2 separate regions of the Mus musculus genome follow, and region 2 is linked to region 1. The links are chromatin loops, found by intact Hi-C in ENCODE. Cell type or tissue: left cerebral cortex. All regions are shown on one strand. Links, peaks and the distances in the headings refer to the core of each region. The heading gives the core; the rest is flanking DNA. Region 1 has its middle 24 kb from the start of Gm33823. Region 2 has its middle 43 kb from the start of Gm26747.

Region 1 (16,024 bases), core at 6,078-8,577:
AGACTCAGTGTGACCCTCCAAGGATAATGAAAACTTCTTCCTTGAACCAGGTAGTGTGATCAGGGTGTGGGGAACGCATGACGGAAGGTCACCTTGGTATCAAGAAGCACAGCTTTTGAGGGGACAGGCCCCTGTGCTGGGGAAATGCCCACAGTTTGCCCACTCCCAGGAGAGTGGCATGTAGCAGAAGGGCATCCCTGCCCCAAGTGGGACTAGCCAGAGAGTCAAAAGTGGCTGTGTGTTTGTAGTAACACCTGCCACCCATTACTGCCACTAAGCCGGGCCATTTAATCTCAGTAAATCTCAGAATAATGCAATTAGAGGAGATAACCTGGGCCCAGGACCGAGGAAAGTTTCACCCTTTCAAAGCCAGGCTTAGGATAATCCGCAGGGCAGCCATCTTCTTTATTTTCCTGTCAGCTAAGGTTTCTCTTTCCACTCGGCCCCCTCCTGCCCCTGCTCTTTTTTCCCAGGCCAAAAAAAAAAAAAAAGTAATGAGAGGAGGGGGAGAGAAAGAAAAAGGATACAGAGTGTGAGAGTTCTGAGACAGCAGCAGACCTGGGTTCTGTGTGGCATTCTGTCTCTTTTCTGATGATACACACACACACACACACACACACACACACACACACACTCACACATAGCACACACATATGAATATATACATATATACATACACACATATATATGCACACACCCATATATATACACATATACACATATATTTGTTTATATAAGCACATATATGCATACACATATATGCACACGCATACATACACACACATATATGTATATACACATATACACACATATTTATACACACATATATACATACACACATATATGCACACGCACACATATATATATGTATACACACACACACATTTCCCCCTTAGTCATTACTTGTGAATATTCTGAAAGTTTTGCATTCTGAAATTTTCCTTGGCTCTCCCATTTTAGAATTTTCCAGAAAGATAAGACACGAAGGGTCCATTAAAGGACCAGTGAGAGGTGAATGCCAATTAAAAAAAAAAAAAAAGCCAATGTCTTTCCTTCCACACTGCGCAGATGGCTGCCTTGATCCCTTTTGTTTGGAGGCTTGGAAAGTTCTTCCTGGCCTGTACTTCCGCTGATGTGTGGTGTTTCCTTACAGCTCAGTTAACCATTTTGGGGCCAGAGGACGGGACGGTGGAGCCCTTCCCTGATTGGGCCACACGCCTTAAAGCATCAGTGACACCCATCCTGGGCTGGGTGAGCTCAAGGGGTACAGTGGTGACCCGAAAGACAGACTGATGTTCAGGATGGAGATGGGGATTTCTGTTTACAGAATAGTTCAAAACCAGGGGAAACTGAGTCACGGGGTGCTAAGTACCAGGGGCACGGCCAGTTCAGACGTGTTCAGATACCTTCTCAGGAAGTGACTTCCACGACTGACCCTGCCCAAGTGGGGAGCCCGTGAATAGCAGCCACCAGTGAAATCCTGACTGACCCTGGAAAGGTTGTCCTGCAGTCCCTGTAGTGGCGCAGAAGGGACACGCCTTCCTGGTCAAGGGGTATTTAGTCACCTCTTCCAGGCTTCCTATGGGAATGACCCTGCATATGCTTCACCCCGAGACATGGGTGCCGAGGGCTGGCCACACGCACTGTCCCTACGGCTTCAGTTGTTCACAGTGTAGTGGAAGGGTCTGCCACACCTAGATCCTACGGCCTCTATGGCACACAGGTTTCATACCGCAACAGAGGGATCAGGATCTGCTGGTGGGACTCACTGGGGAGGGTAAAGCCTCACACGGAGCAACCGGTGTGACACCAAGACCAGGGCACCCAGAAGGAGCTCCCTGAGCCGGGAAGGTGCTGGGACTCAGATGTCTCCACCCCTCTCCTTCTATATCCGGACTGGCGCAGGAGGTGGATTCTTCAGGGATATCCCAGGGATAGCCTGGGTCCTTTCTATGCATTTGGGGTCAGCTCAGGGGCAGCCACACTGAACTTGTACCCAGCCATTGAGAAGGCACTTAGGACAGTAGGGGGCACACGGCTCTGCCCTGCTCCTAGTGGCTAAGTGGGGGAACTGCAGCCAGTGCTGTGGTACCCAAAGCCCGCAGAGCGCCTCTGCCTCCCAAGGGAGAGGGCCTGCCCTTGCATCCCCTGGGTTTTCATTAACGCACAGGTCTGCTTGAATTTCCTCGTGTAAGCAAGTGAACAAGATAAAAATTTAAAACACCTGGAGGTTTAAAATGTATTCATTAAAGAAAAGACGGCAGTTAATATGAGTGATCGAAGGAAAGATGGGGACCAGATGAGCTTGGCCTCCTGCTCCGAGAGCTGAGTTCACATGGCTTCTTCTCGGAGCTGGGAGAGGGGGCCACAGATCAGGGTCATTCGGCACAGGTTTCCAGGGGACTTGTGACTGGTTCTGTGCATGTGCTTTCTTGACCCATGACAGGAGAAGGCGCCCACAGGTGCATAGGGCATGCCCTGGGGCAGGTCCAGGTCTGTCTGTCCTCAGTGTCCACCAGAGCCTCTCCTGGATGGGTAGGACCAACTTCATTACCCACTCCATTCCAAGGAAGAGGGGCTCTGACTGTCCTTCCTTTCTCCCTCCTCCCTCCTCCCTCCCTCTTTTCCTCTCTCCCTCTCTGCCTCCCCCCTTCTTCCCTTTCTCCCTCCTTCCCTTTCTCTCTCCCTCCTTTCTTCCCTTTCTCTCCCTCTCTCCCTCCTTCTTCCCTTTCTCTCTCCCTCCCTCCTTTCTTCTCCCTCTCTCTCCCTCTCTCCCTCCTCCCTCCCTCTCTCCTTCCTCCTCCCTCCCTCCTTCCCTCCCTCCTCCCTGCCTTCATCTTTCCTTCTTTCTCTCCTTCCTTCTTTGTCTCCTTCTCCCTCCCCTCTCTAGCTTTCTATGTTTAAAATTTAGAAAAATATTTCTTTTAAATTGTATGTATGTATGTATGTATATATGTATGAATGTATGTATGTGTGTATGTATGTATGTATGTATGTGCATGCAGTTGCTCATGGAGGCCAGCCGAGGACATCAGATCCCCTGGAACTGGAGTTACAGATAGTTGTGAGCCACCATGTGGGTGCTGGGACTCAGCCTCCCACACCCTGGGAAAGCAACCAGCGCTCTAAACTGTGAGAGCCACCTCTCCTGAGCCCTCATTCTTTTAAACAAATGCTATAGGTTTCCCCAGGCTCCGCCCTCCTCTCTCTGAAGCCAACTCTGCAGGTTATCCTCAGACACGTGGACATCTGAGTGTCCCACTCATGCTTGACTAAGCAAGTCCGTGCTGTCTCGATATGCCAAAGCAGAGCTGAAGGATGCTTCTAGCCACAGTGTTCTTGGAGACTCAGCTTGGACTTGTGTGGCTCTGCACAAGAAGAAGCTCTGTGGAGAAGCTGTGGTGGGTACTGGGAGACAACAAAGCTGGTGGAGGAGGTAATGGAGGCCAGGACAGGAAAAGTGGACACTAGGGGAGGTCAGGGTAAGGTCGGATCTGAGAGTACCTTGCACTGTGGTAGAATGTTCCAGAAGTGCATCTCCTGTCTGCTGGTCAAATCCTCTGTTCTTATTCTTTCGCTTTACAGCCATGTTGCTGCCTCCTGTCTTAGTTAGTGTTTTACTGCTGTGAACAGACTCCATGACCAAGGCAACTCTTATAAAGACAGAATTTAGTTGGGGCTGACTTACAGGTTCAGAGGTTCAGTCCAGAATCATTAAGGTGGGAGCACAGTGGCTTCCAGGCAGGCATGGTGTAGGAGGGGTTGAGAGTTCTACATCTTCATCTGAAGGCTGCTAGCAGAAGACTGGCTTCCAGGAAGCTAGGATGAGGATCTTAAAGTGACACACCTACTCCAACAAGGCCACACCTACTCCAGCAAGGCCACACCCACTTCAACAAGGCCACACCCACTCCAGCAAGGTCACACCCACTCCAACAAGGCCACACCCACTCCAACAGGGTCACACCTCCTAATAGTGCCACTCCCTGGACTGAGTATATCCAGACCATAACACCTCCTCAGAATCCCTGCTTGTTTTCCTAGGAGCTCTTGCACCTGTGTAGATCCTGAATTCCGTGTGTGGGAGGGGGGGTGGGGGGGGAGGAACAGGATTTTGGCTGTACCCAGATAATAGGGCTCATTGGTAAACACAGACATGGCACTTTAGGGCACTATGGAACTTCTGGAAGCATTCATCCCATGTGTTCTTCTCTTACCTTCCCCATGAGCCTTTAGAGCTTGGATGAACAACCAGGCCCAAGATAACTCGGAATATGAGGGGAGCAGCCTGTCCACACGAGAGAGCTCTGTGAAGAATCTGGCCTAAAGCAGGGCCCAGAACTGGCAGAGGAAAAGCAGAGGGTCTTTGGAGATGTGTGTCCAGCAGCTCTCAAGACAGGGCCTTGAAGGGCTTGCGCAAGGATACAGTCGCTTTCCAGTGCTACACAGTATCTCCTATCCCACAGTGCTTTGCAGCTGTCCCGTGCAGACTCTGCCCTTGGGAGGGGCCCAGCCATGTATCCGTCTCTTCCAGCCAACCCCGTTGAAGAAGGCAAGAGCCTCATGCAGTCAGAATTTTGTGGAACCTCAGACCTTCTGCAGGAGAGGTTTTGGATACCAACACTTGAGTGAAGCTGCCAGATAAAATGTATGTATGTATGTATGTATGTATGTATGTATGTATGTATATGTGATTATGATTGTGTGTGTGTGTTCACGCATACGTGTGCGCACGTGCGTGGGTGCTTGCCACTTGGATTTCAGATTTAAAATAATATGTTGTTTCTGTAGTTCCCAAACTACACATGGGAGATACTTGGCCAAATCTGCTAAACGCAGTGACCCAGGTTTAAGGTCTCCCCCAACCTCGACGCCAGAGCTGGTGTTCACTGTCTGTTGGACCACCCAGCCTTCAGCTCTGAAGACCAACAGTTCTGCAGACAAGCCTGGACCAACTGAGAGGCTGGGTGTGAGCCAATGATGAAGAACAGAGTCTGGAAAGGAGACATTAGTGACTCCCGGTGACATCACCAGCGTGTGGCTTCTCTACCAACCGTTCCTGGCTTTTCTCTCAGTGCAGAGACTCCACCTTTGGGAAGATGCCCTGGTTCTCAGTGTCTCTTTTTGTGTGTGGAGGTGTCGAGTGACTCTAGTGCACACCTCTTCAGACTTAGTTCTCGGGTGAATGAGGTAACACCTGGGGGTAGAACCTGAGGTCACGTGAGGTCACGATGCAGCCTGGCTCACGCCATGCAGGTTACTCAGGAGAGTCCACTATCTGAGCTGATGATGTTTGTTTTTATTTTTATTTTTTATTTTTTATTGTTTTTGGCAGTGGCCACAGTGGCTGTCATTACTCATTTTCTTGGAGTCTTCTGTCTTCCAGAATCTTGGGGAGAACTCAAACCTCTTACTGGGTTGCTTGCATGGGCTCTGGGATGATGTGAGACCATTGCATACTCTGTATTCTCTGACAGTTACAGATTCAAGAATGAGATGGTGACAGCCAGAGAAAACCCTAGGACTCTGTGTGTGTGTGTGTGTGTGTGTGTGTGCGCGTGCAAGCACGCGCATGCACTCACATGTGTGCATGCATGTATGTGTGCATGTATATATGTATGTGTATGTGTATATGTGTGCATGTATGCATACATGTGCATATATTTGTGTACATGTGTATGTGTGCATGTGTATGTGTGTATGTGCATTCCTATGCATGTGTATATGAGTATATGCATGTGTGTATATATATGTGTATGTGTGTGCATGTATGTGTATGTATGTGTGCACATGTGCATGTATGCGTGTATATGTTTGTGTACATGTGTGTGTGTATGGGCATGCCTATGGATGTGTGTATGAGTGTGTGTGCATGTGTGTGTGTGTGGTGCATGTGGAGGCCAGAGGTTGACACTGGGTGTCTTCTATTGCTCTTCATTATATTTAAAAAAACCACATTTGTCTATCTTATGGAGTGATCGTGCCACAGCGCGTGGTACCAGAGGACCACTCTCTAAAGTTGGTCCTCTCCACACTCTTGTGGGATCTAAGTCAGATTCTCAGCTTGCTCAAGAGCACATTTGCCCCCAGAGCCATCTTGACAGCTCTCTAATTTTTCAAGGCAGGGTTTCTCACTGAACCTGTAGCTTGCTGATTTGGATAAACTGGGCGGCCAGTGGACATGAAGGCCTTCCTGCCTCTCCAGCCCTGGGATTTCAGGCTTATCTCTGTGCCTGGCTTTGGGGCTTCTGTGAGTGAGAAGAGGAAGGTTGCCTCCCTTCTGTGGCTGAGCAGAGACTTTGACTCCCATGCAGCTAGAACCTGCCTGCCTCCCACAGGGATATCATTCTGAAGGCAAAACAGCTGGAGCAAGGCAAAAACAGACCGAGAGACACTGGCTACTGCCGGAACAAGCCAAGCCTGAAGCCCACCTGTGTCTGGACTTCCCAGCCATGGAAGCTAACACATCCCTGTTATTTAGACTAGCTTGGCTCTCTGCTTCTTACAGATTCACTGAAGCGCTTTTCCCAGTGCAGGGTCTAGATCACTGGCTCTCAGCTTAACAAGACTGTGTGCGAAAAGAATTGAGCCTCCAACACTCACAGGCGTGACACAGAATCAAGATTTCCGCTCCTTCCCTATTGGATTCAGAACAGCCACGCCATCAAAAATTAGATTTCCAGACTTCACATGGCAAGATAGACTCATTAGTCTGGACTGTTTGGGGCTTTTTCAAATAATTGCATGCCTTGGGAAATATTACTGTGATGTCCTCATTTTCCCCCTGAGATCATGAATGTGTCACACTAACCCACTTGGAATCCTGAGCTATGCTTGAACGCTCGCTGCAGGGCTGAACGCACCACTGGGAACTGGCAGAGTTTAGTTAAGTTAACATTCTCATAATTTCTTTCCCACTGTTCTGCTAGCTGCTTGAGACCTGAGATAACTGCATCTCCTTAGGTTACCAGGCAACTCTCTCCTCCTTGATGTGGTCCAGAGACCTAGGCTCCTTGAGCCCGGGTAGTTCTCAGGTCCCCAGCTGGAGTTCACTCTCTGCACTACAAGAATCCAGGGGGCCCTGAGCTGGGAAAGAGGTACCATCTCCTGTCTTATCAGCCCTGACTGAAGCAGCTTTGCCTCTGTAATGTACAGGAAGAGATCCCCTGCACCTCAGACTTGAGTCTAACCTGAGCCCTGAAGCTTCAGTGTTGATGTTCTCTAAGGACATGTGGCTCAGAAGTTTAGGTCATCAAGTCACGCTGCTGACACACTGTCACACACTGCTGACACACTGTCACACACTGCTGAAACACTGTTGCACACTGCTGACACACTGTCACACACCACTGATACACTGTTGCACACTGATGACATACTAATGGCACACTGTCGCACACGGTCACCCACATCACAGTGCTCCAGTTCCCTCCCCCCTCCCAGCATTTCACAGTAAGGGGCACATTGTTGTAACAGGTTCCCGTGGGCAGGGCTTCTCCAGACATCTGAAGGGTGAGGCCAGATGAAGATGCTGCCCACAGTGTACACATCAGCAGGATGAGGAGGATGCGGAAGCAGACACAACCCACCATTTCCATGGCTGTGGCCAAGACAGGGCCATCATGCTCATACTGCAGGAGAAGGCCCTAGGATCAGGCCACAACCAGATGCAAGGACCAGGACACACTGTCTCCAATGGGCAGCACTAGCCAGTGTTGTGGGGACATCTGCTCCCTATAACAGACACCCAGAACTGTGCTGGCCACTGTGTAGCTGCCTGCTGTGGTCTTCAGCTGCTGCTGCTGCTGCTGCTGCTTGAGTGATTAGTACGCTGGGGCGTCCCCAGCGCTGAGCTGCCTGGTGGGTAGGGTCATGTCTGGTTCATCCTTCCCTCCTGGCCCTGAGAAGGGGCTGGTGTGTGTGGTAAGAACCAGGAAGGACAGGGATATTAATTATGGCTGTATGGTTATCTTTGCCACACTTCTGTTCCTAGGACAGGAACGTCAAAAACCAAGGGTCTGGTGTCACATGCTGATGTGTAATGCCACTTCTAAGTCCCAGATCACAAGTATGCCACCACTTTTGGATGAGTTGTCTGCCTCATTCCTTGCCACATACATGAACACACGTGCAAGCACACAATCAATTCCACATGCACACATGCATGCAAACACTCATGTGCATATACATGTATATATAAGCTGGAATACACATGCTTATCCACATGCACACACACCCTCCATGTGCCCAGGTGCACATGCACACATTCACACACATATACACTCACCTACACATGGTTACACATATGTACACATGTGCATGTACATACACACAAATGTGTGCACATATATACTCACATGTGCATACACTCACATGTACACATGCATGCATGCATGCATGTATACACTCACATGCACACATCCACACACACACATACACTGACGTACACATGGCTACATGTATATACACGTGTGCATGTACATATATGCAAATGTATCTGCATATACATTCATGTGTGCATACAGTCACATGTTCACAAGCATGCACGCACGCACACACTCACACCATACACACATAGACATACATGTAGACATGCGCTCACCCATGTGTACACAGGGCATTGCCTTCTTCCTTGTTTGACCCCCTACCTCTGCATGGAATATTTATGATTTCTAATAAATTGGGGCCACGGCTCATTAGCCTGCCCAGCCGCTGCTAGAAGCTGTGAAGGTCCCACGGCTGGCAGTCCCTCCCTGTCTCTGAGCACACTGTATTCCACATGCCACAGTGATGACCTCACAAGAATGGGCTCTGTCCCAAGCCTGGGACAGCACTCATCTTTCAAAGCAGATTAAAAGAAAACAAGAGCGAGGCCATCCCCGGCTCCGGAGCAGGGCCCGTGCCCTGTACTGCTGAGGCTGGAATGTGCTTCTTCTTAATTACTATTTCTTCTCCATTAGTTACCATGTGAAGTACAGCCCCTGCTGAGCTGGCTCTGCGCACCCCTCGCACCCCTCGCCTGGGGGAGTGGGCTGGGAGTGACTGTCCAGCCGAGAGCTGACTCATCTGCCTTGACTGGAGAGGGGTTTCCTGTCACTGTGCCTGCCTCGAGAGGGGAGAGGGAAGGCCCCCAGGAACAGAAAAGAACCAGGCATCTATTTCCCAAACACAAGGAAACTACAAGGACTCTTTTGCTCCCTACACCGTAGGGGCAGAGCTGAGCGCTGGCTACTTTAACTCCAAGGATTGCTGGGGCAGAGGAGGTGTCAGGAGGGGGTGGTAGCCAGCTTAGGTAGGAGAGGGACAACGCAAGCAGGATGACTGAGGATGGGGCAGAGCAGAGGGTGTGATGGAAGCTGTGTGTTCTTTCTGTGGGCAGCACACAGTGGAGCTGCAGGAAGCACACAGTAGTGCTGCAGGCAGAACAGTTAGTTGCTCAGGAACCAGGTACTCACTGGGTGCCTGAGTTTCTGCTAATCAGACTAAGAACACAGGCTGTAACCCAGCAGCCCTCTTGCCCCAGACCCATCCTCTGTGGAGGGTGACAGGGAAAGGAGCCACCAGCTCCTGGTGGGGCTACAGAGTGGCACACATCACCTGTATGCTTGTTAGAGCCAGCCAGGGCATGTAGGCAGAAACAAGGGCTAATTGTTCTCAGAGACACAAGGGTTAAAAAAAATGCTTCATGCTCCACCACCTCGGAACAAGTAAAACCCCAGAAGGTGTCGATGATAATCGCGCTGGTATTCGGGCCGTGGGCTCAGCAGGTCACACAGTTGCACACTCAGTTCTCCCACACTGTCTCGAGTGTGCCAGGAGAACGCATGTCCATGTGATGATTGAGGGAGCAGAGATTCCAGAGGTAAGGGAGGAGCCATTGTGAATGCGAGGTCAGGGTCAGCTGCTGGCAGGGCTTGACCCTGAGGTCCAATGTCCTTCGGGGATAAATAGACACAGGCCAAGGCACAGAGCATCGGCAGGAAGGGCTCTGTGAGCGGAGGGCACCCGTGTCACCGACACAAAGCTAGTGAGTGACACCTCACTAGAACCTTGGGAACCATCCTGGGACTCACTGAGTTGTTTTGCACAAAGGAGACTTTAAAAAAACAAAACAAAACAGTTTCTCTGGATTTATTGTGTTTTGTTTTGTTTTGTTTTGTTTTGTTTTGTTTTGTTTTGTTTTTACCCCTGCATTTAAAAAGCATAAGAAAGGAAAAGATAAAGCTGGGTGATAAAAAGAAAGCGAGAAGAAGTCGGTCGGTTGGTCCCGATCTCTTTCCAAGAACAAACCTTCTGCCAAGGTTAAGATGGCTGAACTCCCACCAATGAATATCGACTGGGGTTCTTCCCTTTGTTAATGGCTGTTTCTTTTTATCACGTTCTGAGAAGCAAGTCTGTCCTCCTCTGCATTGCCCGTATCGTGTGCACACTCAGACAGCACACCGTCTCCGCACCTTTCTGATTGCACTCCACCCACCAGCCCACCCCAGCTGTGCAGCAAGCACACACTCACCTCTTCAAACCATCTCCCATGAAGGGAACCTGCACAATCCCGTGACGAGGGCTTGACCCCTCAGCTAGAGACCAAACCATGGTTTCATCTAAGACAACAGAGCTGCCGCTCCCATAAGAGGGGGTGGAGAGAGACCCCTGGGTTCAGCAGACAGCCTTTGATTCAAATATGGTGCAGCCAAGGTAACGATGCCACTTCAGAAGCACTCCAGTAGGCTTTGTGTATGAGCTCTGTTCTCCAGGCTCTGGTGAACTTCCTGGCAGCAAGAAGCAATGTAAAGGAGGAGGGGTTTGCTCACTGGCTCTAGGCTGTGGTTCACAGGGATCTGGGGTGTGATTCGGGTGGGATGGCATCAGGAATTGGCTATGAATCTTGTCATACCTTGGTGGGTCAGGAAGAAGATAGCTGGAGCTGGAAGCTGACCATGCTGTAACCTCCAGGACCACCCCATCCCAGAGACCTACCTCTTCCAACGGGAGCCTTAAAGGTCCCACAGCCTCCTGAAAGAGCAGCACCAGCTGGAAAGCCACTGTTCACACATGGGAGCCTGTGGGGACGTTTCGCATTTATGCTCAGAGACCTCATGCAAAACAGTTATATGGTGTTCTTCTTCTTCTGATACCTTCCCCTGTTGGATGTCCATCATACTGAATAATGTCACCAAGCTGGTTAGTAGCCTTGTTCAGTAAGAGCCACGATTGTATCTGACAAGCGCTTGCCATTTATATCTGACAACCTGAGTTCAAACCACAGAACCCACAGTGAAGGAAGAGACCCCATTCCCAAGTCTGACTTGCATATAATAAATAATATCATGAAGCATCTGTTTTCCAAGAAGCCCCCCTCCACGAGGATAATGGTTGTTCTTAAGGAAGACTATGGGTCTCCACAGGGCAGGTTGTACCCTAGATGGACCATCAGCACCACAGAAGTAGGTTTGTGGGTCTGGAGGTGCGAGCCCGACTGTGCAGACATCACGACCTTCAGGGTGATTGATATGTGTGACTGTGTCACTCCTCCAGACCCTGGCCATTACTCTACTGCAAAGCAGGGAGTCACCCCAGATGACTGCCCTGGTAGAGCATCAGACTTTGAGGGGATCCGTTAGAATGATCTACCGCCTCCCTTTCCTCTCCCAACCTCGAAGTCATGGAGGCCAGGGTCTTACATAAATTTAGTGAAGAGGATTTGACATCAGAAATTAATCCAAGCATGCGTGTAATAGTATTGTTGGTGGCTCAGCAAGGCGGAGGTCAGTGGAACCTCCCCACTGTTTTATTCAGGGATAGGAATCTCTGGCTTCATCAATGTAGCTAGATAACCTTCCCCCTCAAAGCTTTTACTCCCTTGAGATTTCCACTATTTAGTCTACTTCCCTGCAGGGCAAGAGTAAGTCATATTTCCCCAGGGTGACAGTGACATTTCCAGGCTTGAGGCTGCAGTATTAGGCAGCAAAGGAACCAGGTAGGTCCCAGGTGGTATCTGATGTTATAAGCCAAAGAAGCAGAGGTGTGGGCCTCCTGCCTCCTGCCTCCTGCCTCCTGCCTCCTGCCTCCTGCCTCCTGCCTCCTGCCTCCTGCCTCCTGCCTCCTGCCTCCTGCCTCCTGCCTCCTGCCTCCTGCCTCCTGCCTCCTGCCTCCTGCCTCCTGCCTCCTGCCTCCTGCCTCCTGCCTCCTGCCTCCTGCCTCCTGCCTCCTGCCTCCTGCCTCCTGCCTCCTGCCTCCTGCCTCCTGCCTCCTGCCTCCTGCCTCCTGCCTCCTGCCTCCTGCCTCCTGCCTCCTGCCTCCTGCTGCTCAGGGGCTTAGCATGATGGGACCCCCCACACCTACCTTGAAGGAGGAACAGATGGCTGAGGAATTCTTGTCCCCAGGAGTCCTGTCCTGAGAGTTTCTGTTGGTCAAGGGATGCCCTCTCCAGGGAAGCTATCTCCTGCAGAGCACTTGTATTTGTTCCAATACTAAGACACATGAGTGTCTAGTCAGTTATCTATCCAGTCAGTTCTCCAGGTCGGACCATATATGGGATTCACCTCCAATTACCACATTCTGCATGGCAGCATACAACAGAGCTGTGGCTCTCACCATGGCTGCGGCTCTCACCACAACCAGAACATGTTCTGTGTCCCGGGGCAGACTGCAGGTCTCCGTAAGGCGTCCACAAATGTAGCTGGCATCACTCTGCCTTTGATCTTTTTCAGGGCAGGAAAAAAATATATATATACATATATACATATATACATATATACATATATACATATATACATATATACACATATACACATATACACATATACACATATACACATATACACATATACACATATACACATATACACATATACACATATACACATATACACATATACACATATACACATATACACATATACACATATACACATATACACATATACACATATACACATATACACATATACACATATACACATATACACATATACACATATACACATATACACATATACACATATACACACACACACACACACACACACACACACACACACACATATATATATATATATATATATATATATATATATATATATATATATATATATATATATATATTAAAGGAACAAAAGGCAGACAGGGCCAGGGAGAGCCTAGCCTGGTGGTGCAGGTCTGTCCCAACTGAGGCAAAAAGGTTGGAGGTTAAAGCCAGCTTGGGTGATTTAGTGAGATTTGTATCTAAAAACAAAACAAAACAAAACAAAACAAAACAAAACAAAACAAAACTGGGGAATGTAGCTCAGTGGTAGAGTGCTTGCCTAGCATGTGAGAGGAGAGAAGAGGAAAAGGGGAGGGAGGGGAGAGAGAGGGGGAGGGGAGCTAGAAGGAAGGGGACAAGAGGGGAGAGGGAGGAAGGGAGGCAAGAAGGGAAGGAGAGAGAGGGAGGGACGGGAAGAAGGGCGGGAGGATGCTTCTGTGCTGTGTAGCTCAGCTCCTCTCAGTCCCCTCTGGGTTGGTTTTGTCTGTGTTGTGGGAACGGGCCACATTTGTAGCATCTCTGTGTTGCCTTTTATTGGCCTTGTAGACCCCCCCCCCATAGTCCTGCTCCCTCCAGGCTGGGGTTCCAGAGCTTTCTGGTTGTGTGTGTCCATCACTCTCTGACCCAGGTAGCTAAAAAATCCATGTCTGCTCACCCTTGGTCACAGTCAGAGAAGCAAGCCCCCTGGATGTGCCCTGTGCATTTCCACAATGTAAACACTGCAGCTGTCCCGAGCACCCCACGGTTCTTTCTGTCTCTCCTTTCTTCTAGGCTCCTTCTGTTCTGTATCTTCCTCACCGGCTGGCCACATGCAGGGCCTTGAGAGCAGGGGCTTCATCTTATCTGCTCCATCCTCAGGGCACAGAGAAGCACACAGTAGGTATTCAGTTCATCCTCAGGGCACAGAGAAGCACACAGTAGGTATTCAGAGTGTGTTTAAGGTGGTAGATAAATAATAAAAATGTGCAGGGCAAAGAGTTGCTGTTGGCTTGTACCGGAGGAGGCAGAGCCCCTCAGACACAAGAACCCAGTAGCTCCCAAGGAGAAGGATGGGCCCACTCAGTAGGCCATCGAAAGACCCTGTGCTTGGTCAGCTCCAGCCATATACCCACCCCGGGTTCCAAGTAACCCACCCAGAACCCCAGCAGCCTTTGGTCACAGTGCCCGCCCTGTGATTAGCAGATGACTTACTGTTGTTGCACTTCTGGGCACAGGTGGCCTTTGGGCCCTTCAGGTACAGTTTGAATATGTGAGAAGTTGAATTATAATTGGTTTAATTTTAGTTTGTTTGAATTTAAATATCCCCATGTGGCCGGTGGCCATGACCTGTTACATTTAGCAGAATCTTAGCACTGCAGCTCAGTGCTGGTGTGTAAGGCACGGTGAGGAGCTGGTGTGTAAGACACGGTGAGGAGTTGGTGTGTAAGACACAGTGAGGAGCTGGTGTGTAAGACACAGTGAGGAGCTGATGTATCATTCACAGTGAGGAGCTTGTGTGTAAGGCATGGTGATGAGCTGGTGTGTAAGACACGGTGAGGAGTTGGTGTGTAAGACACAGTGAGGAGCTGGTGTGTAAGACACAGTGAGGAGCTGATGTATCATTCACAGTGAGCAGCTTGTGTGTAAGGCATGGTGATGAGCTGGTGTGTAAGACACAGTGAGGCGCTGGTGTGTAAGGCATGGTGATGAGTTGGTGTGTCATACACAGTGAGGAATTGGTGTGTAAGGCACAGTAAGGAGCTGGTGTGTAAGACCCAGTGAGGAGTTGGTGTGTAAGACATGGTGAGGAGCTTGTGTGTAAAGCATGGTGATGAGCTGGTGTGTCATACACAGTGAGGAGCTAGTGTATAAAGCACAATGGGGAGTTGGTGTTTAAGCCACAGCGATGAGCTGGTGTGTAAGCCAGAGTGAGGAGCTGGTGTATAAGCCAGAGTGAGGAGCTGGTGTGTAAGCCAGAGTGAGGAGCTGGTGTGTAAGCCAGAGTGAGGAGCTGGTGTATAAGCCAGAGTGAGGAGCTGGTGTGTAAGTCAGAGTGAGGAGCTGGTGTGTAAGCCAGAGTGAGGAGCTAGTGTATAAAGCACAATGGGGAGCTGGTGTTTAAGCCACAGCGATGAGCTCGTGTGTAAGCCAGAGTGAGAAGCTGGTGTGTAAGCCACAGTGAGAAGCTGGTGTGTAAAGCCAGAGTAAGGAGCTGGTGTGTAAGGCACAGCAATGAGCTGGTGTGTAAGCCACAGCAATGAGCTGGTGTGTAAGACATGGTGAGGAGCTGGTGTGTAAGGAACCTTGAGGTTCCTCGAACATAGCAGATGCTGCACAGGTAACAGTGACATTTTGAATTTCAATTAGAAACAGAGACTTATGATGCTGCCGTTTTGTTTCACTGGAAGCTTCTAACTCTAAGCCCCAGAGGAGAGTGAGCTTCCGGCAGGGAGTGTGGTCAGAACAGAAGGTCCTGAGGATCTGAGCCGATGACATCGAGTGCCAGAGTGAGGTGGAGAGCCCCAAAGTGCCAGCCCCCCTTCAGATGCCAGAACAGCCAGGTATGGCTGCCTGGGGAGAGCAGATCTGGGGGCTGCAGTGACTAACCTGTCCTCCTCTGACAGTAGAGAAAGCATACTTTCTGCGCAGGGAAGGGGCTAGAGAATGCTAAGGTCTTGTGAGCCAGACCAGGGACAGGATTTGTCTCAGGGTATCAAGGTCATTCCAAGCCACTTCCCTCACATACATGGAGAGGGCAGGTGGGGTCGATCTCAACTGGTCTAAGTCCCCCCTCATCCCAGGGTGGGTCTCTTCAATAGTCACTCCCCACTGCATGGCCAAGTCAGGAAGTGAGAGTGACCAAGCCAGGGACCGCTCCTCCTCCCTCATGTCACACTTCCCCTGCATTGAGTCACCGTTCTGCCTGTCCCTAGCAGGCTGGCCCAAGGCCACCCGTGGGTGAAGAGCCGAAAGGTCAGCTGGGGTGTTCCCATTGCATCATGGGTCCAATCTGGAATGGTC
Region 2 (16,024 bases), core at 6,296-8,795, 130 kb after region 1:
ACCCTCAATCAAGAACTTCCTCTGTGTCTGGATGGGCTAGACACCTTGTGTGCCCAGAGCATTCGATGCCACAGTGAGGCCAACTCTGAGATGCAGTGATGTCAGATATAGGTGACACCATGGTATCACCTATATAGGTGACATCATTACAGATATAGCTGACATCATCACAGATATAGATGACATCATTACAGATATAGCGAAGATGGTCGGTATCACTTCAAAACCAATTTCTAGGAAAGGAAGGGGCCAAGGATGTGTGAGGGGCAGAAATAGTTGTGGCTGGGGGTTACCAAGACTGAGGTGGCCACCAGGTCACAAGGGCTATGAGTTTGCCATCTACCCCTTATAGAAGAGAGTGACTTGTAGTCACGACGGGGCCACAGAGCACAGAGGTGAAGTTCTCAGGATCCCGGCTTAAAACCCAATTCTTCCCTTTGCTAACTGGCTTGGTTTGAGACTGTTTTCCCTTCTCCATACCTCAGCTTCCCAATCTGTAAAATGGGATCAGTGGTAGCCAGAATCTGAATTAGAGGTCAGTAGGAACTGAGTTGTCACCCAGATGGTGCACAGCACCCCAGGCCCTTTGTACTCGGTGTCATCATAGAAAATGACATCAAGGGTCATCGATGTGCCAGAGATGCACCCCACAGCTGGGAGACAGCAGGCAGGATTGGAGCCTTATCCAGGGGCTCCAAAGCCAACATGGGACTGGGCAAGAAAGAAACAGAGCAGAGTGGAGGACTGGTGTCTGCCTCAATGGACACAGCTGCTGGACGCGAGGACGTGAGGCCCTCCATGAGCTTCTTGCTCAGGTAGCCTTATCTTCCTTTCCACCTCCCTCCCAGCAGCCATCTCAGAGCAAGAAGGGTCGTGGTTCGGAATCTGAGAGCCGTGCTCCCTGGGTGGGAACGGCTTGAAGGTCTGTGACTGCCTTTGACTCCCTCCTCCCCGCTACAAACTCTGTCCACCATACCACACCGTTGAGGAATTCCCATGGTTGCGCCTTAGTTCTGACATAAATGACCCCTGTCAGGAAGCTCCCCGGCCTCCATGCTGCGGCTTCAGCTCACCAAGGTGGGTAGAGCAAGGGTATAGGCTGGCAACTCCACAGCTGGGTGGCCACATATAAACAGGAAGCTGGGGACACAAACGAGAGTCACGCTGAGATTCTCACACGACTCCTCTTGATGGTCCTCCTGGAAGAAAGAGTCCAGGCAGGCCTTCTGGCTGGGGAACGGATGAACACCCATCTGAAAGGGGCCCCAAGGCTGATACCCTTGAAGCATGGCTGACCCTTGAACGTGCTGTGTTGAGCCAAAGATTCCAGGATGGCAGCTTCTCACAACACGAAGCCACTTGCATGAAATGTATCAAACAGGCAAACCACAGAGCCGAAGGAGTTGCCAGGGGCTGGGGTGTCGTGTTGGGAATGGCAGCTAAGTGGGTGTGGGATTTCCTTTGGAGGTGACTGAGATATTGGGGAATCAGACATTTCCTATACCATGGGGACTCCGTCGCCTTCAAACATTTTGTGGCTTTCGCCTAAATTAAAATTTTAAAGAAGGAAGAAGAGGAGGAAGAGGAAGAGAAGGAGGAGGAGGAAGAGGAGAAGGAGAAAGAGGAGGAGGAGGAGGTGGTAGACTGTAGTGGAGGAGCTATGGCAACTCAAAGCCCTGGAAAGTCGATTAATCTATTCTGGCATTATGTAAGTGCTGAGGCAGGGACAAGAGGGGGGTGGCTGGAGGCAGCTGCCCTGGCCCGGAGCACTGGGTGAGGCTGGAAATGTTTGGGGTTTAAAGTAACAGGAAGCCCGAACGAGGCCGTAAATCAGCATTTTCTGACTGGGTTCCTTGTCAGGCTCAGAACAGAGCGCATTAAACGTCTGGGCCTGTGTGAGGCCCCTGCTGCCAGGCTGCCAGGTCCTGCCACGGCGAGACTTCTCATCTGACGCTGGCCTCAAACTGGAAATCGCTCAGTCAGGGAAAATGAGAACCCAGCATCTTAGCAAAACTGAGTCTGGGACCCAATACCCGTTTGTGGGGTCCGGGGGACTGAATGGAGAGAAAGACAGGTGTGTCTCTTACATAGCCAGAGCTGCAAGAGAGACGGTTCCTCTTCGGTTGTCAGCTAAGTGAGGAGCGCATGCCCCGCCCATATCATCCCTGAGCAATCCGGGCATCATCCTCGATCCCTCAGACCACACACTGGCGGAGTCTCCACTGCAGCATCCTGGGGTAAGAGGTGCTGGCACAGGGTGCCCGCTCACCTCGAAGCAGCCACACAGCGACCTCAGAAGCCCACCTCACCGTATGCTCCCAGTTCTGTGGGTGTATGCCAGCACCGCGCCTTGGGGAAATTTCCACTTTTGTCCAGTAGCAGACTTTTCCACCAGTCACTGAGTGAGAGAGAAGCTAGGAGTCACCCCCACAGACATCTGTTCGGTTAAGACCAGTGCTCTCCCTAGGCCTTAATGCTGGCAAGTTCCAGGTCTTTCTGAGCTGCAGTTTCCTGGTCGTATAACAGGAGCAGCAAGACCACCTTGCTGGCTGGCATGAGGGTTTAAATGCTTCACAGACCTGGTCCCCTGCCCGGCTCTCCCCACCCCTCTCCCAAAACCCAGCTTCATCACCCTGAGAGTCTCTCACAGAAGCGCATCTCTGAGGCTGCCTGGCTTGCCTCCCGGACCTGTTGACCTTCACCGTATCCCTTTGCTGTCTCCTCCAGAATGAACATTTAGTCTCTATTGGTAGCTCATCAACATGGCTCACGTGCCCTCATCTCAGGGCACACCTTCATCAGACCCTGTCTGCAATGTCACATAGGTCATCTGAGAGTCTGCTCCCGCTGTGGAAGGGACTCTTGTCTTTGGATCCAAGTCTCAGTTGAGTTTGCTACAGCTCTGAAACCTTCCTCCTCTCTCCTTGCTCAGGGCTGCTTTACTGCCTAGAAGATGCCCAGCACGTATGTCCTGTGTGTCCCTCTGGCACTCGCTATAGGTACATGTGGTACAGACAGAGCTCTAATTAACTCCCCTCATCTGTCTGTAACTAGATGGGGTGGACGGTTAGAATGGCGTCATGACCTCTGGGATAACAATCTCAGACCCCGAAGACAAATGAGCCTGGAGTCCAGCCATCCAGAGACATTTAGACTGGAGAAATCTCCCCAGTTCTGGGTGCAAAGAAAATGCAGTGCTGGATTACATGGGTGTTTTGAGCTGCATGGCTGTGCTGAGCTGCGTGGCTGTGCTGAGTTGCATGGCTGTGCTGTGCAACAAGCATTACCAAGAGTGTCTCTGTGCCCCTCTGTAAAGTTCAAGGCAGAAACTCACCCTATCCACTGCAAGGCTACCCTGCCCTGGGTGTGTGACCTGGGGACCAGGAGGGGAGGAGGGAGAATGGGCTCAGGGCTGGCTCAGCTCTGGAGCAGTGATTGAGGGAACGAAGGGAAGGAAACTCCTCAGATATGAGGCGTGAGCCAGACCAAGCTCAAGACAGGAAGGTGAGAGGTGTTCAAGACCTTTTTAGTAGAAGCCAACACGGACTTGAGAACAAGAGGAAGACACCCTAAAGCCAAGAATGTCTAACCTATAAAGGGAGAAAGAAACAGAGAGACGGAGACAAAGAAACTGATAGAGGATTGGGTGAAACAGCCGCTGACCATGATTAGGGCCTCTCATGGCTGGTGGTAATGTTAGTGTTCCTAACTTGAGGTTATTTTGAGTAAAACCATCTAGAATAAATTAGTGAATATGTAATGTTATAAAATATTATATAATACATAATATTATAAAATAATATATAATACTATAATATGGAACATTATAACTTTCCATGACAATCATAATTCCCAGCATGGAAGAATCCAAAAACCCAGGAGATGCAAGAAGACCCTGCCAGGGTCAGAAACTAAAGAAAGTGGCCTCGGGGACTGGGGGACTGGGGGACTGGGGGACTGACAGGAAATACCTACAAACTGGAGTTTCGGGGTACAGAGCTCACCACAGAAGCCCGAGCCTCGGGTAGAAAGGGGATCTTGTGATCTGCAGAGGCTGTGGCAGATAAGTCTGGAGGAACAGGCTCTCAGAGTGGCACCTTCCTTCCAGGGCTCAAAGGAAGACTCCTGCTGCTGCAGATGTGACCAGAGTGAGCAGAGCCACGCTAGTGTTCAAGTCTGCAAAGTCACAATGCTGGGTTGGTTTGGTTTGGTTGGTTGTTTTTTAAGCCTTAAAGGTCACATTCGTGAGACCAAAGGGGGATGGGTCTGCTGATCACCGTGAGCTATGTGTCAAAGAGAGAATCGCTGAGCCTTGTTGCCCTGTGACCCATGACCCCAAGTAACTAGCTGGGGGTCATAGCTCACCTCAGCTAGACTTGGAGCGCCTGCGTTTTGCAGCCGCGGTGTACAACAGATTTTGTTGTCCTTCTGTTGCGTTTTGTTTGGAAAGAGGATTTTGTTGTTGTTGTTGTTGTTTGTTTGTTTGTGTGAGACAGAGTCTTATCCTGCAACTGTGTATACCCTAAGGTGCTATGTATTCCAGGGTGGCCTCTACGTCTACGATCTTCATGCCCTGACTTCCTGAGACCTGGAATTACAGCTATACATCACCACACCCAACGACACAATAGTAACTTTGTGTTTTCGTGGTTTTGTGTGTTCAGACATAATAATAATAACAGTTATTATTATTATTGTTACTGTTGTTATTGTTATTATTATTATTATTGGCATCAGGTCTCTCACTGAACCATGTCAGTGATGTTGCTGGCTAGAGAGCCTGGGGGATCCGCCTGTCTCTGCTTTCCTAGCACGCACCTGCTGCTGCACCCCGCTGTTTTACGTGGGTGCTGTGTCAGCCTCAGGTCCACACACTTGTGTGGCGAGCGCTTCTACCCAGCCCTGCAGTAAAATCTCACCACCCACGGCCCCACGTGTCCATGGAAACACACCTGCTCGAGCAGAAGCATTTGACGCCAACACTCTCAGTTGAGGCTAAATTACCATTCCCCGGGCCTCTGAAACAGAACTTTTAAATAATTCCGAAAGGCAAGAAAAGCCCTGGCCTTAATCTGCAAGATCTTTGCCTGGGTTCCATCTCAGGCACCCATCCGATATGAATTGCAAAGTTGGGTCTAACGCATGTGTTTCATTACCACCCCGTGTCCGTGTTGTCCGTATCTATTTTGGGTTTAGGTCCTTGAGGCAACAAATAACTCATTTTCAGGAAACGCATGTACGAGGACGGTGCCAGCTCGCAGGCTGCCTGCAAAGGGGCTACAGCAGGGTTTCCGGGCAGCTAAGGAGGTGCTGGCTCTGAGGTGCCCAGCTGAGCCCCCCGAGAACTGAGCCTACAGGAAAGGGCCCTGCCCTAATTAGATTTCACTCGGCTTATTAGTAAATCTCATTCACCGGCTTAATGAGAAACAAACGTCTGCGTTCAAGGGGTCCGGCGCGATAAAACGTTGGCTGAATTTATACAGCAAAGGGCTCGACATTTTCCCTCCGTATCAGCAAGATTGGACTCTGCACTGGAAACAGGAATTGTTATAAATGGCTGCAGGATGCAGCTTGTTCCAGAGACAGCACACACTGTGCAGATATTTAAAGGACTAGAGGGAGCCCAGAAGAACTAAGGGCCGTGGGTCAAGTGAGGCTCCCAGCCTGAGACGGCAATTAGCTTTGTAGAATAGGCTCTTGTCATCCCATTTTTGCTGATGGGAAAACTGAGCTCAGAGAGGAAGTAGACTCACCTAAGGTGATTTGGAGACTGGCCACTGGCCGTGGGGAAGTCTGACCTCTGGGTCAAACCTCAGATACCCCGAAGAGCTGAAGGAAGGTGAGTTCCAGAGCAAGCCCCAAGCTTGAGGAGACGAGAGCAGGTTTCCAGAGGTACCAACCATCTCTGAGTTCTCTCTCAGCCACCGGCTCTGATCTGATCTGAGGCTCAGTTAACGTCAGAGGACAAGCAGGGTGTATGTCTCTCAGAAGGAGCTTGGTGCTTGTCACCAAGGTCTTGTGGTGTCCTAGGCAGAGTCCTTGTCACCAAGGTCTGTGTCCTAGGCAGATTTCTGACACTTAGATGCTGTGTTCATGACTCCGTCAGCGCCATGATCTTGGGAACTGACGGGCTGTTCGTGCTCGGCACAGCCAGAATCTGCCTCTAATGGGTTGTTTGTTTGTTTGGGGGTGATTTGGTTTGGTTTGCAGGGCTTCCTGAGTTTTAAAGTCCTGTATTAAATTATCACTCATTCCCATGGCTGTGAGTTTCTTAGTGTTCCCATAGCAGGTGCCTCAGGCCAGGCTGGGCAGGGAGTCACACGTCATTAATCTCAGCACTCAGGAGGCAGATGCAGGTGGGTCTCTGTGAGTTCAAGGCCAGGCTGCTCCTCAGAGTGGGTTCCAGGACAGCCAGGGCTACACAGAGAAACCCTGTCGGGAAAAAAACAAAACAAAACAAAACAGAACAAAACAAAACAGAACCAAGCAACAACAATAAAAATATCAGGTGCCTCATGGCTCTAACTTTAAGAGTCAGGTCAACATTCTTCTCTGACAGGTATGGAAACTGAAGCTTAGTGAGATCCAGGGACAGCCCAGGTCCCTACAGAGGTTGGTGGCACACGTGCCTGGGAGCTTTAGTTGGCTGGGACAGACCATGCTCCCAGTCTCTGAGACTGATGACTGACAAATGAGTGGAGCAAAAGGCAGGGCAGTGGCATCCCTGTTCTCCAGCCAAGGGAGTCAGCAATTCCACTGGAATATGGGGCCTGGAGCTCCTGAGTCAGCACCAGGGCCAGCCTGGGACACCGGGCGACCAGTGAGATTACTCTGTGACCCCTGCTGACCCCCGAGTCCACCATGGCTGTTTTCAGACAGTGACGTCACCCTGGGAAGGGTGTGGGGTGCCTGCCTCCTTTCCCTCAGTAACAACCACAACATTTCTAATAAAAATAACCTCCAGCCTGCGAAGGTGCTGCTTTCTGAGCTTCTGCTGGGACTGTCACCTAGGCGTGACATCTCTCCAAGCCCCAGAGACAGACAACCTGGGGAGGCACGGTGCTGGGGGTATCTCATCTCCCAGGGAGTCACAGCTGAGGAAGCTGAGACACCTTTGGTGGCTTCTCCATGTCTCTCAGTAAAATATGAAGCCAGGTTGCAAACCACGGGCTAACCTAGTTAGCCAAAGGAAAGGAAAGGGAGACAAGGCCACCAGGAAGCCCCATCTTCCCTAAGGGATGCAATACCCCACTGTTCCACAGGGGGCGCTCTGCCCCCCGACAATCTCCCCTCAGCTTCTCTTCCCCTGTTATCCCTTTTACCAGATGAGCCGGAAGTATATAGTGACTAAGAAGGCTCTCAACTCCCACCGTGAGCCCAGTGTTCAAGAGCACTTGCTGCTCTTGCAGAGGACCTGGGTTATGTTTTCAGCACCCACTCGGAGGCTCGCGATCACCGGCAGCTCCAGGTCTGACGCTTGCTTCTGGACCTTGCAGTCATCCAACTGTACATGGCTTTCACACACACGTGCAAGCAGGCACAGGCATGCGTGTGCATACAGGCATATGCCCACACCAATAAATCTTTAAAAAACAAAAACAAAAAAACAGGGGACACCCCTGTGCACCCATGTCTGAGAGCCCTCCAGAGTCCTGGGCACTTTCCACAGAGCAGAGGGACTTGCTATCTCTGATGACACAGCCCCAGGGCTGGCTCCCCTTCCATTCCACTCAGCTGCTCAGCCTCAGCCTCGCCATCTGTCAGCTGACCGTCAGCAAGAGGTCTGCCAAACAGCGCAGCCCCAAGAATGCAGCGGGCTGGGGATTCCGGGCCACCAGAGCAGGGAGCTGCTTTCCCGCTGAGAAGCACATTTCCTGCTCCCAACAGGTGGAAACCTGCTGCAGCCGAGGTCAGAGCTGCTTTAATTGTATGTCTTTGTTAAGGCTGCGCCTCAAAAAAAAAAAAAAAAAAGTGTTTCTTTCCAAGTCTTCAAAAGTCAACTCTCGTGGAAGAAAAAGAAAGATTGGGGTAAATTTTCAAATACTAAATTCAAATGTAGGGTTTGCGACTCTGATTTGGAAGCCCGAGAGGTGGTGTGGGATTTGGGACATCTAGGGGAGGTAGATGACAGACAGGACCAAGCCAGAGCCTTGAAAGGGCAGATGACAGCCCACTGTGTAAAATCATCACCACCACCACCACCATCATCATCCTTGCAATCCTTCATCCAGGGAGGCCTCAGAGCCAGCCACTTAGAGACAAAGATTCCACACTTGTGTGTGTGCATGCACATGTTTGTGTGTTAGACCAGCTGGTCTAACTGAGTGAGCTCCACCACGTTTGACTTTGTATACGGGCCCTGGGGATCTGAACTCGGGTCCTCCAGGCTTGTGAAGTGAAGTGAGCTATCTTCCCCAACCCAAGAATTAACACTTCAATTGTATGGAAGAACCTTTAACCAAAATGGACCCTTCTTAAGATGCCTGGGGCAAAAACAAACAACTAAATAAACAAAAACAACAGAAGCTGACAAATGTGGAAGAAGTGAGGCTGATCCCGAGGACTGATCCCAGACAGGAAAGACTTTTGTCACAGAGGCTTGCCCCAGGGCTCTGTCCTGAGCAGTCCCACTTGGGTCTCATCCATGTCATTTTTCCAGCCCAATGTGGTCAGGATTCTTGAGGAAAAATTCCGGAATGAAGTCTGAGCTAGCCTCCACACCCCCAAATGTGGCGAGATGAAAAGAATACAGCAAGAGGAGGTGCTGATGCCCAAAACCCCATGTCTGGGCTCTATGCACCATGGGTCCTCTGTCTAGAAAATATTCCAAGCCATGCCAGCAAATCACACACAGCATTTAGCATAAACCTGGCAGAGCACTTGATTTTATAAATAAAGTTTTATTGAGACATAGCCATGCTCTTTCTTCCTGTAACGCTCACAAGGCACTTTCTGTCCTGTGAGCAGAAAGATGACCCAGGCAGGTTCTCCCTACCATCAGCCCCAGTGGCCTGGGCAGCCAGCCCAGTGCGATGACGCACTCTAGGGCCCTAGCAGAGCTAGCTGGGGGCAGGACGTGTCAGCCTGGGCCTCCTCTCTGAGAGAATGTTCCCACAGAGCTGCTGACAGCCCAGCCAAAGTGATGGGCCAGGGAGAGCAGAGAGGAAAGCCTGCAACATGTCCTCTGTTCCCACTGCCTCAGGGTCACTAGAGCTGAAACCCTGCAGTCAGCCTGGAGCCGCAGGCATTCAATCTGTCATGAGAGCCCAGGAAGAGGCCTGGCTGGGCCACTGCTCTCCATCCCAATTATGACCCAATGAGACTTAACCCGGAAGCACTCTTGGCTCTCAATGGCAGCATGAAGCCAAAAGAGCCCTGGGACACAGTGTGCTGTGGGCGGGCAGGGGGGTGAGGGTGGGGGTGGGGGTGGGGAAGCACCTTGAGAGCCAAGGTCAAAGAGGCCCATGCATGTCAGGAGATTGGACAGGAGTCAGCCAGGAACTGTGCCCTCCCTGACAGCTTTATGGCCCTGACTTGGTCCTTTAAAGTCACTGCAGCAATGACATCATGAGCCTCCCTTGTATGGCATGTCACTGAGTGGGCGGGGCTGCATGCTCTGGAACCCAGAGCCAGGAGGTGCCCTGGCTCAAGCTATGGTGTGACCAGCACTCCGGCTGTAGTCCAGGGATGTCTAAAGCCAGGTCTTCCCCACGTGGAGCCTTGTACAGCTACTGGACTTGTTTGTTGCTTACCAATAAGGACATTCTGGATACCATTACACATGGGTGACCCTGAGTAGAGAACAACAGCTCTCTATGAGGGGTCACCTGAACTTCAGGCCCAGGTTCAGGGCTGACCTCCCCAACACGGGACACAGCTCCAAGCCCCTACACAGGACCCTGACCTCAGCTAACACTGCACTAGGCCTATTGCTGTTCTGTCCCACCCACCCCTAAGGAGAAAGCCATTTGTTCCCACAGTGCCCAGCTGTGACTCCTTGGTGTCCTAGCCACTCTAACTCACCTCCTTCCAGCCCAGCCTTATGAGATTCCCAAACAGACTAGAGCAGAGGAACCGACTCTGGTACCCAGTATTTTGTGCACCTGTATGTGTGGCTGGCGCTTCCTGGTTGCAGGTCGCAATATGGCCGTGTTCCTGTCACCCCTCTGCTTGTTGTCATCACCTCCCTCAGATTGGATCTAGCCTCTTCCCAAGGACCTTCCAGTTAACTCTCCCACCAATTTGGAGACCCTGCCTATGGATAAGATGCGCCTTGAGGTCTTAGGAGCTGAGACTTCAGCTCTTGGCTTCATGGGAGGTAAAACTCAGCCACAACACCAGGGTGTGCTGAGGGCTTGTTTGAGGCTTTCCCAGGGCTGGGACTCCCTAGAAGGCCCAGAGAGGTGGGGATGCCTTAGGTAGCAAAAGGCCCTCCAAGCCAAGCCCCTTTCACTCCATGCTTGCCGCCCTCTCCCTTTCTGGCTCCACAAGGGTTAATTCGAGCTCCAGAGCTGGGTGGATTTACTGCCCCACCCCACCCCCAGCTCTATCAGACCCTGGCTGGGGGGGCTCCCATTTCTCCCTAATCACTTGCCCTGCAATCAGAAGAGATAGCCAGGCCTGCGTTGGGCGGCTGCAGCTGCCTGCTATTTATTTACTTTTGCTCAGCCGGGGGAGCGGCAGCAATTTAAAGGTTCAGGTCTCAGCTACCCTGCCCGGTGCAAACCGGCTTAAACACTTCCATATTGCTCCAGGGAGCCGTCACTGGACGCGGTGCCTGCTCCCACACCCTGGCCCTGGATGGGGAGCTGAGAAGACAGGTGTTCTAGCTCACCAGGCTGCCTGGCCAGGGGGAGAGTCAGCCATCCTGCAAACCAGAGCGACCACTGCCTAGGAGAACAGAGCACAGGCCAGCCAGCAGAGCAACAGAAAGGGCCACCCCAGGAGGGGGCCCAGCTCGCCCCCAACCACTCACCCAAATGGAAAAACCATCTTCACTTTCGTAATTCCTGTGCCAAATGGTGCAATTAGCACTTGAGTTGTCAAATGGCCTCCAGACGGGCCTTACCGGTCACATCAGAGATTTAATAAGCTTTTAGGCGTTGACCCCTGCCTCGGCCCCCACCTGCACACCCTATTGGTGAAATCTGAGCCCACAATTAGATCTGATAATGAGAGCCGGGCATTCAGCCTTGAACTTTGCGGGCCACTTCCAGGGGTGCCCAGAGAATCACCCCATGCCCTGACAAATGGAACGCACCCACCGCAGAGGCCTCGGCAGGGCCTCAGGAGGACACCTGGGAGCTCACTGGGAAGAAGCTATAAGGCCTAAGAATTCTAGAGGCCAGAAATTTGCAGGCCCAGCAGCTCGGCTGCGGGAACTGGTTCTGGCCAATTCCGCCCGGTTAGACACATTTCTCTTAGTCACCTTGTCAACGCTAATTGGTGGCCCACTCGTTGACTGTCCCACCCCTCTGCGATATGAGCTGCCAGCTCCGTGGTAAAGCCTTCCTGGATGGCGGGGGCTGCTAGGGTGTCCCATTCCCACTGTCCTGTTTGAAAATTATTCTATCCTGGGATGGGGCAAAATCTCCTGGTAGTTACAGAATACCCATCTAACAGGTACCACCAAGGACTTCCCATGTGTCTGCTCATTCGCTACAATAACACAAGAGCTATTGCTAACCGATTTGTAGTTTGGAAGAAAACACATCACAGAGAGGTTAAGCAACTTGCCCAAGACCACACAGCTGGAAAGCATCAGAACTGAAACTTGAAGTCAAGTCAGGCATCAAAACAAATGCACACAACCATAACCTCACCCGATTTAAAATCCTAATCCGCTTTAAAACGTGTGGATCCAAAGGTGGGCTGCGGGTCGTGTGTATTAAACAGAGCTTACTGACAGTTTGTGCGGGGATCTGGAAAGGTAGGCTTTCTTCCAGAAAAGCTCCACATGCTGATGGTCTCTGTGCTCTGACACAGCAGAGAAGATGAACAGGTCTGAAGAAGTGGACCAGAGCCCCTTTGGTCTTGGGTGAGGGGAGCCATGGATGTGGGAAGATGGGATTCCTGGCCAGGGCATGAAGTATCATGGAGAATTTCATCTCGGTACTTGAGAGGATGCATTCTGTGAGTCCAGTTCTTCCTCCCAGCCCCAGGCTCCTGGAAATAAGACTCAGACTCAAAATATGTTTACAAATACCTTGGCCATATAGCTAGGCTCTTCTCTGACTAGAATCATAACTTAAGCTAACCCATTTATTTTAACCTATATTCTGCCACATGGCTGGTTACCTGTGCTCAGGGACCATGCACCTATACTCTATCTTCTCAGCCAAACCTCCTGCCTGGCATATCCCAGAATCCTCTCTGCCTACAGGATGTCCCACCTCCTATTTCCTACCTAAGCTATAGGCCATCAGTCTATTATTGACAGGTGCCTCATCCATACAGACTTAAGATGCTTTCTCTACAGCATTGGCAGCCACAGAGGACAAGGCTGTCTGGAGACTCCACTGGGAAATGTGTGTTCAGGTTCCCTCCACTCGGTGACTCTTCCCCAGGTCAGTTCTCCAAGCTCATCCTCACGGGGACTCTGAGTTTCATGGCTGTTATGACTGTGTCACCATTCCTTCTGAGTCAAATGATTGATACTTGGGAGAGAGGTGGTCACATCCCTGTTGCCTTGTAAAGGTTATACAGGGACCACAGGAGACCAGCTCAAACAGGTTACAGGCAGTGTGGCAGTTTTTACAAAAACAGAGGTGTGGAGAGTGGTGGCTTTCTTCGAACTGAACACAAGGTACAAGACAATGAAATGGAGGACCCAGTCGAGCTGTCACCCAGGCCAGGCAGGCAGGAGAGGGGGCAGGAAGTGGAGCTGACCCCAGCTCTGTAGGGAGGAGGAACGGTCTTGCTGAACCCTCTGATAAAATCTTAGGAAAGGCCAGAAATCAGGAAATCTATTTATGTGTGAGGTGGGTGGGACTCCTGGTGACAGCCCTGAGACTCGAGTGGCAACTGGGTTCAGAGACCCACAAAAAGTAAGCTTCATCTTGGAACCTCCAGATGCGCTCACGCACACACCAAGAAGTGGACCAAGGGCAGCCTGTTGTTTATCAGGGTTCTGTTGCTAAGCAAGAGTCCCTATGATCTGAGACCATCAACAGGTCTATGACCCCATACCTGGACAATGACAATCTCTCTGCTCCACCTGCCTCTGACCCCTGTCCACTGTGCTCAGATCCAAGGCACCCTCCCCCAGTCCCAATGAGCCCCACAATAGCCCCGATTCCATGTGACTGCTCCACAGGGCAGGAGTTAACTCAGCTCCACCCTACACCTGGCAGTCACTGAGCTCTGGTCCTGGCTGGTGGCTGGAAATGCCTGTCTACTCACAGGTGTCCAACTGGTGTTTTCACTGCCCCCCCAACTTCCAGTCAGTCTGAAGAACCCCCCCAGGCAAGCTGAGTTATTGTACCCATGTCTCGGGCAGAGAAAACAAGGGCCAGAGATAGCCAGGATCTCACATAGAGGCAGAGCCCCTGTTCAGCAGGCTCAGGAGCATCGCATACACAGGGAGGCAGGGAGCAGAGTGGGTGGACTGACTTCTCAGTTCCGAAGTCTGCCTCCAAGCCACGTAACAGAGAAGCCCTGGGTTCACTTTGTATCACACAAAACAGAAAGCCTCCATGTAAGCATGGCGTGCACATAAATGAATGTGCACACATGGACATGTGCATGCCAATAAGTGGATTTGGGACTGGGGAGGTGGCTCAGTGGTTAAGTGTGCTGACTCCTCTTACAGAGAACCCAGGTTTGATTCCTAACACACAACCATCTGAAACTCCAGTTCTAAGGACTCTAACACCCTCTTCTGGCCTCTGCAGGCACTAGGCACACACACACAGCGCACAGACATACACTCAGGCCAAATACCCATACATGTAAAATAAAAATAAGTAAATATAAAAATAAATAAATAAAACAAATTCATGTGTGTCCCAGAAACAGGAACCAATAGTCTCAGGGAGATGGTGAAAAGCCATTGGTCTAGGCTTACATTCCATGTTCTGTTACAACTCTTCTTTGGGAAAGCATAATAAGCTAATAAATATGGAGCCAGCATGGAGCCTGTGGCTTCTGGCTCTAGCCAACAGTACTCCCAGACTGGGGGTTCTCCATGTCTAGGTACAAAGCCCATAAAAGACAAGGACCCCAGAACTAAGAAGAGTCCCCACTTTCACTTCAAGGTGACTTTCAGTAACAGGCCAGGATAACAATCCAGAGGACCCATCTGTCCCTGTCTGAGGACTTCCTGGAATCTACCAGAGATGATACGGCATGCATCTCTCCACCAGAACACTGACTCTGCAGAGTTCGCATGTTGGGTACCTCAGGCTCACCGCTGTGGGTACAGAGTGGATCCAGCTTCCCCCTTCCACAGGGAGCCCTGGGCCTACCCGGATTCCTCCCTCCATGGCCTCTCCTGTCTCTTCGCTGTAAAGGGGGACAGCATCTTCCCATATCCCTAGACCCGAAATCCCACATCCAAAAGCTTGAAGCACTGACTTACCCGGATCAGAAGCTAACTGGCTAACTCGCCTGAACTCAGTCTCCATGGAGATGAGAGCTGTACCATCTCCTTCCACAAACAGGAAACATACTGAGGTCCAAGGTACCCTGACCTCAGAGCTGAGAATGATCAAGGGAGAGCTGGGGGTGGCCTGCATCTGAGGGGTCTCAGGCACTTTCTCCATAGCCTGATGCCAAGTCAAGGGACAGCTCCAGAGGAGCCATGTGTCCCTCTGCTGGGTGTTGGCTGTTGTAAAATCTCCTCATGAAAAAAGCATTCCTAGCACCCCAGCCTCTGTTGCTGGCTCGCAGCACCTTGAGAAGCCTTGAGAGGTCCCAAGAGGTAGAGCAGGTGGTAAGCTGGCTCAGCAGGTAAAAGTTCTTCTTGCCACAGAGTCTGATGACCTGAGTCTGATCCCCAGAACATACATGGTAGGAAAAACAGAACTGACTCTTAACAAGTTGTCCTCTGACCTTAACACATGTTCTGTTGTATGTGAACACACACACACACACACACAGAGAGAGAGAGAGAGAGAGAGAGTGTTTTGCTTGCTTGCTTTTTAAAGAGAAAGATGGAGCAATGGAGAGCATTGTTGTAAAGCTGTAGCGGTCCTCACTTCCAGAGCCTGACCCAAGCTCCTTATCTGCAGGATCAGTGCGTGCCTGGTGTTAATGTTGGACCCTGAACGGCCCCTCCAAGTTCTAATGTATGACTCTGAGGCCAGGGCCCTGAGACTCCGTATTTTAAGCAAACAGTCGTGGGAGTAGGTTGCAATCATTCTCCACACTCCCCGCTACCTCCGACCCTAGCCGGTTGGGAGCATCTTCTGAAGTTGATACCAAGGGTGGATTAAGAGCAGTCCTCCTGCACAGCGCCTCTGCAGGCCACGTGATGCACTGCATCCCACCGCCCCTCCTGGCTGGGAATCACCCAACACAAAGAATGGGAGGAAACCGGAATTCACCCCACCCCCACCCCCACCCCCACCGCCCCCACCCCCACCTCCGCCATCACACAGCGTAGTCTGAGCGGGCAGTCAGAACCGGCTGCGAGCCGGGGCCAGCGGCAGAGGAGTAGTGGCCGGCAGCGGGAGCTGGGCCACAGGGATGAGGGGCCTGGGAAACACCCACCCCCACCCCCAACTGGCCGGGGCCATCACAGCCAGAATCTGCAAGCTCATCACTGCTGGCTTGGAAACCTCACCAGGACAGAGCACAGGACACGTCCTGCTGGGCAGAGATAAGAGAGAACCCCAGGTTTTCTCACCGCTAGGCAGCCCCTGGGGAACAGAAAGCTGGCCCTAGCTTGGCTGACTGTGAGAAAGGTGCCCAAAACAAACACACGAGGAAGTCCTGCCTGTCCCCTTCACCCTTCACCTACTTTGGGATAGGACTACTAGGGGGGAGGGGGGTCTTCAACCAAGTGGAATAGACTGCCTACTAA

The links. A loop is a pair of places that touch in the nucleus more often than their neighbours do. Peaks named below come from ENCODE experiments on the same cell type or tissue, not always from the same donor. Only the 100,000 strongest peaks of a DNase experiment are listed, where the experiment ranks them.
Region 2: a loop joins it to region 1, with 2.1 times the contacts of the local background. A loop is called at or near these places in 2 of 42 quality-filtered maps.

What each region holds. Positions count from the first base shown.
Region 1 is chr8:121,233,060-121,249,083 of GRCm38, forward strand. No RefSeq gene overlaps it. Among named protein-coding and RNA genes, the nearest start is that of Gm33823, 24 kb to the right of the region's middle. In left cerebral cortex, for the core only: no CTCF peak of the experiment used is centred there; a DNase peak (open chromatin) is centred at 7,614.
Region 2 is chr8:121,367,212-121,383,235 of GRCm38, forward strand. No RefSeq gene overlaps it. Among named protein-coding and RNA genes, the nearest start is that of Gm26747, 43 kb to the right of the region's middle. In left cerebral cortex, for the core only: a CTCF peak has its summit at 7,257; a DNase peak (open chromatin) is centred at 7,755.